Regions from separate parts of the Mus musculus genome. Here region 2 is linked to region 1. A link is a loop called in an ENCODE intact Hi-C map of the cell type or tissue named here. Cell type or tissue: heart. All regions are shown on one strand. Each heading gives the region's core, and the rest is flanking DNA. Links, peaks and the distances in the headings are about the cores only.

Region 1 (3,430 bases), core at 469-2,968:
GGCTGAAGCTTGAGGGAGCCTCTCAGAATACAAAGAAGAGACAGTATTGGGCTGGCTGCTGAGCACAACTACTGTCTTTCTGCTTTTCACAGTATTTCTTAGGCTCTTTATGCACTCTGTCTCTCCTCTCTGACCTTGCCTGTGTTTGTTTGCCCATGTGTGTGGTGTCTGCCTCTAGGTCATCAGTAAAGGCTAACTTAATGACTAAATGATCTTGTCTCAGAGTCCCTGGTAAATCTAGAAGACCAAGCCTAAGAAAATAAACAGGTCCTGTGTGAATCAGGCAGACTTTTACACTTCATTACTTTTAAAATTGAGATAGGATATTACTATATACCCCAGGCTAGCCTGGAACTTAATATGTATTTGAAATTAGCCTTGAACTTGTGACAGTCCTCCTGCCTATGTCTCCTGAGTATTGGGATTACAGATATTAACTCTAAAATCAATTTAGGATTTACCTTCCAAGGCAAGGTCACTTACTGATCTTTCAGGCCGTCAGCACTATTGTATATTAGGTGAGACCACTTCTCCTTCTGTGGTCTCCTTCATGGTCTAGAGCTAGCCTGGCTCCATCTTATAGGATAGAAGGACAGTTTCATCTCATCCAGCACTTAGTAGCAGCCTTATTTTGACCTTGTGGCAGGGAAATGCCATGCATTCAGTACTGATTTTGTAAGCTATGTAGTCAAAAGAGTTAACCAAAGTAGGGTATGAAAGCTTTATGGGAATGTTGTTAGTTTCCCAAAGCACACATCTGCATATCTGGCACCACATTGAGTTAGGTACTATAAAATTTATTCTTTTGTAGATGAAGAAGTTGGGGGGGTCTAGAAAAGTCAAATACTTTGCCCAGTTAGTCTTCAGCAAAAGACGGCAGTAGATTTCAAACTCTGGCAGTCCAACTCCAGAATTTCACTATACACACCCCACCTCTTGTTTTTCAATTTTAAGTCATAAATTCATGAAGTGAGTGTATTGTGCCATCTCTTCCCAAACTGTAGAGTAAGACCTGGGGCACGTGCAGGGAGTGGCTTATTATCATCAAAGAAGGGGCTGAGTTGTGGTTCCGTTCTGATGTTTGATGGAGAATGGAGAGTTTACTTTGGTAAGTTAAGATGCTTAGGTTGGCCCACTGACAGGGGCAGCACAAAGAAAAGTCAGGCTCAGGATTGGGATTCCTGTGTCTCTGCTCTTGGCTTATCACAGTCGTCATCATCAGCGCCTTGGCTATCATTAGCGCCTTGAATTTTTGTGTTGGTCAGTGCCTGCATTTCTGTTTTGTTTCCATTCTGTTGCTGGATACAGAAGACATCAGGTGAGAAGGGATTCTTCCTAGGGGCTGAACTACAGGGAGTTTCTCGGTGTCTACTTCATCTCCTTGTTAATTAAAGGTGAGAAAGTGCCTGGGGACTTGGGGTAGTTGATAAAAGCAGGCCTACTTTCCAGGGTTAGCCCTATGCCCCACAGTTAGGTTCCCAGGCTTTTGTTTATGAGCTATAAATTCCTCAATGAGGTTTGTCTTTTCATTTTATTGGGGAGCTTTCCTCATAAAGCCCCTCTAGAGGCCATCAACCCCACTCCCAACTCTTGGGAATTGTCTTATATGTACATGCCTTGTGATCTCTTTCCCTTCCGTTAGCCTCTTCTCTCCCCTGTTAAGAGCTCCAACCCAGTCTGTCTTCCCATTTCTATTCACCCTACTCGAATGGGGAATTCCAAGCAGCTGTGTTTTCTGAGGGCTATCACTCTGCAGAAACGGATTCCTGCTCTGGGTGCTGTTTTATCTGTAAGACTAGAAAACTAAACGATATATAGTGCTTAGATATCATTTTCTTGAACTACTTCTCAGTGCTGGAATTTACAGTGTTTAATGCCAGGCTGTCATCTAGTGGCTGTTTAAATGGCCCCAGAGCCATGAAACATACCCAGTCCACTTCTCAGACCATTCTGCTGGAGGATTTTTAGTAATACAGGACTGGAGTATCTACCCATTAACCTCATTCCTGTTTTGCTTCATGTGACAAGTCTCTGAGAATTTGAAGGCATCTTTCATGACTTTTGCCTAATTATCCATTCCAAGGCAGTAACAATTTTCTTTACTGAAGCCACAGGCCTTGTTTTTTCAAAGATTCTATGCAAGCTAGTTTTATGTCAACTTGACATGAGCTAGAGTCATCTGAAAGGAGAGAATCTCTACTGAGGAATTGAGACATCCATAAGATCCAGCTGTAAGGCATTTTCTTAATTAATGATTGATAGGGAGCCGGGGGAGCAGCCCATTGTGGGTGGTGCCATTCCAGCTCTGGAGGTCCTGGGTTCTATGAGAAAGTAGGCTGAGTAGGTCATGATGAGCAAGCCAGTAAGTAGCATCCTCCATGGCTTCTGCATCAGCTCCTGCCTCAGGTTCCTGTTCTGCTTGAGTTCCTGCTCTGACTTTCTTCAGTGATGGCCTATGATGTGGAAATACAAGCCAAATAAATCCTTTCCTCTCCTCCTTGCTTTTGGTCATTTTGTTTTATCATAGCAACAGTAATCATAGCTAGGGAAGATTCTTTATGTATCAATACTTCTCTTGAATGATAATACCTGAGAATGGTGAAACCCGAGAAGCAAGAATTATTACAGATGTGATCAGCCATAGGGAGGAAGAGATCTCTTTGCTGTTCTGTGTTCCATTAATACACCCAAAGAATATGTTGGGGGTTGATTGTTGTTTGATGGTTGAGTATTTTTAGCTGTAATGATAACACAGTACTAGGAAACTACTCATAGGAGAAAGCCATGCATATATTCCCGAGGCCCCTTCCTTAAATATATGAGGAGAACTTGATTTCATCCCAGATGCCTCCAGGTATTCTCATGACCAGAGATTTAGGAGTCTTGGCCACAAACTCAGAACAGAAGGGTGGCATCTCTGAAGGAGGTTGTTTTCTGACAGAGTGAGGATAGGTGAGAGGGAGAGGGGGAAGACCGACCCTCTATTCTTGATGGTCCCTGTCTCCTTGACTTCCTCTCTATGGTCTCTTCACGGCCTCTTCCTGCCATTGCAGGGGACATATGAAAGAAGACCTGCATGAGGGCTTGCCATCATGGGGAGAGAACATAGGAGGGGTGCCTGTGGGTTCTTCTCTAGATGTTGATCTTAAGTAAATACGCTAAAAGGGCTTGCTAGGCCAGTTGCAAAGGCTTGCCCAGCTTCCCGTGATAGAGACTTAGGTCACATTAAGAAATACATTTGGCCGGAGAGGATTCCTGTTTATCAGGCTCTTTAGGAACTTTGCAAGCACTGTGCCTGGCAAATGTTTCTAAGATCTATTTATTGATAATCTGGCCCAGATCATCAAGCATATTGGCTGGCATCTATTGAAAATGATGCCAACATGAGCTATCATCAACCAAAATCCGGACCATTTTCCTAAAATAGAGT
Region 2 (3,430 bases), core at 304-2,803, 250 kb after region 1:
ACACCCATAGTGACGCACCTACTCTTACAGGGCCACACCTTATAATAGTGCCACTCCACTATTATACAAACCATCCCACCGACTCTCACCACTGACTTTAGGAAGCCATCTAGACTCAGCAGATCTCAGCGTCTCCTCCATAAAATTGAAGCCTAAGATGAGTGAATGATAGCATGTGCCTTCTTCACTGATGGTGACTATTCATCTTGTAATAAGAGATGTGCGTATTGATCTGACTGAGTCAGCAGATGACAGAGCTTTAATTCTGGATAGTAACAAATTGATATCATGTAATCTTTGTTGTATTTCTTGGCAGGGGAAGGAAGAGAAGAGTGGAAAAAGAAAAGGAAGGGGAGGGGAGGGAAGTCAGAGGAGGAGGAGAGAAGAGATCCTAGAGTTGACATCAGGTCAAGGTTAACCACAGCTCAAGGGAGACACAGCTACAGTGTCCTATTCAGGTCTCCTATAATCTTGTGAGTTACTTACATGTCTGCACAAGAAGATCATTTGCATACTTGCAAATGGATGCATGCATGTACTAGGGACATTGTTGCTATTTGTAATTGTACGAAGCTTATTGAGGAGGAAGTCTGTCAGGGAAGTCCGCACACCACTTGCTGCCCTGACCTGCTGGTTCTTGGTCTCCAACTCATTCCTTAGCTGTGATCTTTCACGCTAGAAACCACCTCCGGTGCTGTCCATCTCCTCATACCCATGTCTAAGAAGCCCTTCCTAAATCCTTCCCAAGGAAGCCTGTACTGTCTGACTCTGCCCTCTGCAGCTCTCCGATGCACCGTTGAGGTCTTTCTCCTAAGTGCCAGGGGTGACCTGACACTGTGACTCCTCATCCCAGGCTTCCAGTATCCTCACCATTGTATCCAGGATAAGTTCACCAAACAGGACTTTAGTCTTCTCTATTCCGGACTTCCGGCTACCTGACACTACAGATTTATGCTGGATGCAGAGAAAGCAGAGGACGCTGTGTAGAAAAGGGATGGAAGGGATCCCAATTTCAGTCTCCTCTCACAGGCAGAATATGAGCCCAAGAGAGCTGGGCCTCCTCAAAAAGACTCTGTTTGGATCTCTTCTTTTCATACAAAGAGATTGGGACTTGTTGTTGCTTCCCGGGGTAGTTGGTGACCTTAGTCTGGGAAGTTACAGCACCTCCTAGCTTCACTTTCCCATGGCTCCCCACACACAAAAGCTCTGACTTCAGGCTAGCTGTTACTGCTGGGTCTTACTCCATGACTAAGGCAACAGCGCCACCTTCTGGTCTTAGTGCCACAGCGGTGGTGCTCTTGAGTGCTCTTGTGTGCCCTCTTGTGGACTTGTGGATGATGAGGCGCAGAGAGAGGTGGCTGGAGAACCTCCCACGAGGTGTCTGATTTTGTTGGCTAGTGTAGAGGAAAGCCTAGAAATTAAGGCTTTGCAACAACTTAGGTGCAGAGGGTCAGAGGTATAGCTATGGCGAGTTTCCAGACCCACATGAGATCTTATATTCTCTGGTGACAAATATAGCAGTGGAAATGATGTTGATGGAGAGAAAGGATTTATGGAAGATGGTGGGAAGGAGCTGAGATAGAGGCAAGGTAGAGGAAAAGAGAAGGGGATATTGTTCTGTCCCATCCTGGAGCCATCAACAAGACCAGTGCAGAGGAGCCGGCCTTTCCCCAGGAGGCGTTCCATGGAGTGTTCAGTTCCCTGTTTGAACTGATGGGCCCTCTGTGTTATTGGCAATAATTAGCTGTCCCTGGCTGGGGCTCAGCCTCGGCTCCTGTGTCAGCCATATAAGAATCTCAGTGTCTTGGGAACGTGAGCTAGGCTTGAAATATACTTCCCTGAAAGGCTTATTTTGTTTGGGGACAAGTCTCATACCAATCTGTCCTGCCAAGAAATTACTGCTGTTAAACTGTTGGTTTTCATTGCTGTCAAACACAATCTTCCCAGGAAAGTACTAGGCAGTTACCCTTGAAGGCCTGCTGGAAGAGAAGGCTTTTGCCTTTGTAGGACTTCTCTAGACCCCTCTGGGGGAATTGAAAACAACGGAAACACTTTAAGATGGCTGTAGACAGTGCAGCCGAGTCAGTCATCCTTGGGCTTCCCTCCCTAGGGTCCTGCTACCTACAAGGCCCCCATTAGTATCTCATAGGTCCCCAGGGAGACCAAATGGAGACCTATGGATATAAGCACAGCTTCGTTTTGACCATATGCTTGGCTTTACTTTTTATTCCAAATGCACACAGTCCTGCAGGGTCCGGCCTAACAGAGAGGTAAGGAAGAATGGGGGAACAGAATCCCGGCAGTATTTGTTCAGCCCTGGACGACTGCAGGGACAACGGTGCAAATAAATACAGTGGTTTCCTTTCCAGAATTCTTCTCAAAACATCTGGGAAAGCAGAGAGGGCAATGTTTTATCCTGTTGCCATTATTTTCTTATTTAATTTAATCTTGTTTATAGTGAAATTTATTCTATTGCAAACACACTGGAAAGTCAAAATATGGCCAGAGAGATTGCTACTTCAGATCATCCAATAGGGAGGGATTACTGTTGATTTGGAAGACAACGATTCTCCAAGCAGGTCTTTCCATTTTCCTCCCTTTCAGGAGTTGGTCTGTTTTAAAAGACCGTTACCATTTTAGCTTTTAAAAGGAAGTATTGTTTTTAAAAAATCAGACCACAGAGGCAGAGTAGATGATGTTTTCTAGAGGCTAAGGGGTTGGAGGATTCAGGAGATGTCGGCCTCACGACACTGAATTTCACATAACTTTACAGGATCAACCACATCGCACGGTGACCTCAGAAATAAAAGCATATGATACATTTGAAAATTACACGGAGTATAAATTTTAACTGTTCTCATTACAAAGGTAGTAATGACAATTATATATATATATACTATATACACATACATACACATATACAGATATATATGTATATGTATATATATATATATATATACTTACATATATACACACACACACACACATATATAACTATAATTTGTCCAGTTCCTAATTCATATGTACCATAATGTAATGCGTTGCCCCCCAAAACCACAATTTTTAATTTTCAATTTAAAATTTTGCCAAATGTAGCATGATCTAGTATACATCAATATAAAATGCTATCATGCAAATCCACTGCTGGTTAGTATTATGAAGGAAAATTAGGCAGATCAGCATTACAGTTACAAAGGATGCATGCTGTTTTTCAGATAGCATAGTCAGGACAGTGGTCTCTGAGAAGGCAGTGGTGAGACAGAAAGAATAGTGAAGAATGAGCCATTGGACATCCAGGGAAGATCATTCCAAGCAGGGGACTGATTCAGGGGGGTGCTTGGTGTGCTTGAAGACGAGAAGGAAACTGGGTAGAGCTGGGGCATGAGACCACATCCAGGAATCAGTGTTGGGCTTTGATTCTAAGAAGAAA

The links. Hi-C counts contacts between places; a loop is a spot of excess contacts. Peaks named below come from ENCODE experiments on the same cell type or tissue, not always from the same donor. Only the 100,000 strongest peaks of a DNase experiment are listed, where the experiment ranks them.
Region 2: a loop joins it to region 1, with 2.6 times the contacts of the local background. A loop is called at or near these places in 3 of 42 quality-filtered maps.

Annotation. Positions count from the first base shown.
Region 1 is chr9:30,733,316-30,736,745 of GRCm38, reverse strand. The region is part of intron 1 of Gm31013 (a long non-coding RNA gene); the gene reads left to right. Among named protein-coding and RNA genes, the nearest start is that of Gm31013, 47 kb to the left of the region's middle. In heart, for the core only: a CTCF peak has its summit at 1,900 (motif pointing left); no DNase peak of the experiment used is centred there.
Region 2 is chr9:30,478,528-30,481,957 of GRCm38, reverse strand. No RefSeq gene overlaps it. Among named protein-coding and RNA genes, the nearest start is that of Snx19, 53 kb to the right of the region's middle. In heart, for the core only: a CTCF peak has its summit at 1,284 (motif pointing left); a DNase peak (open chromatin) is centred at 1,197; H3K27ac peaks cover 246 bases.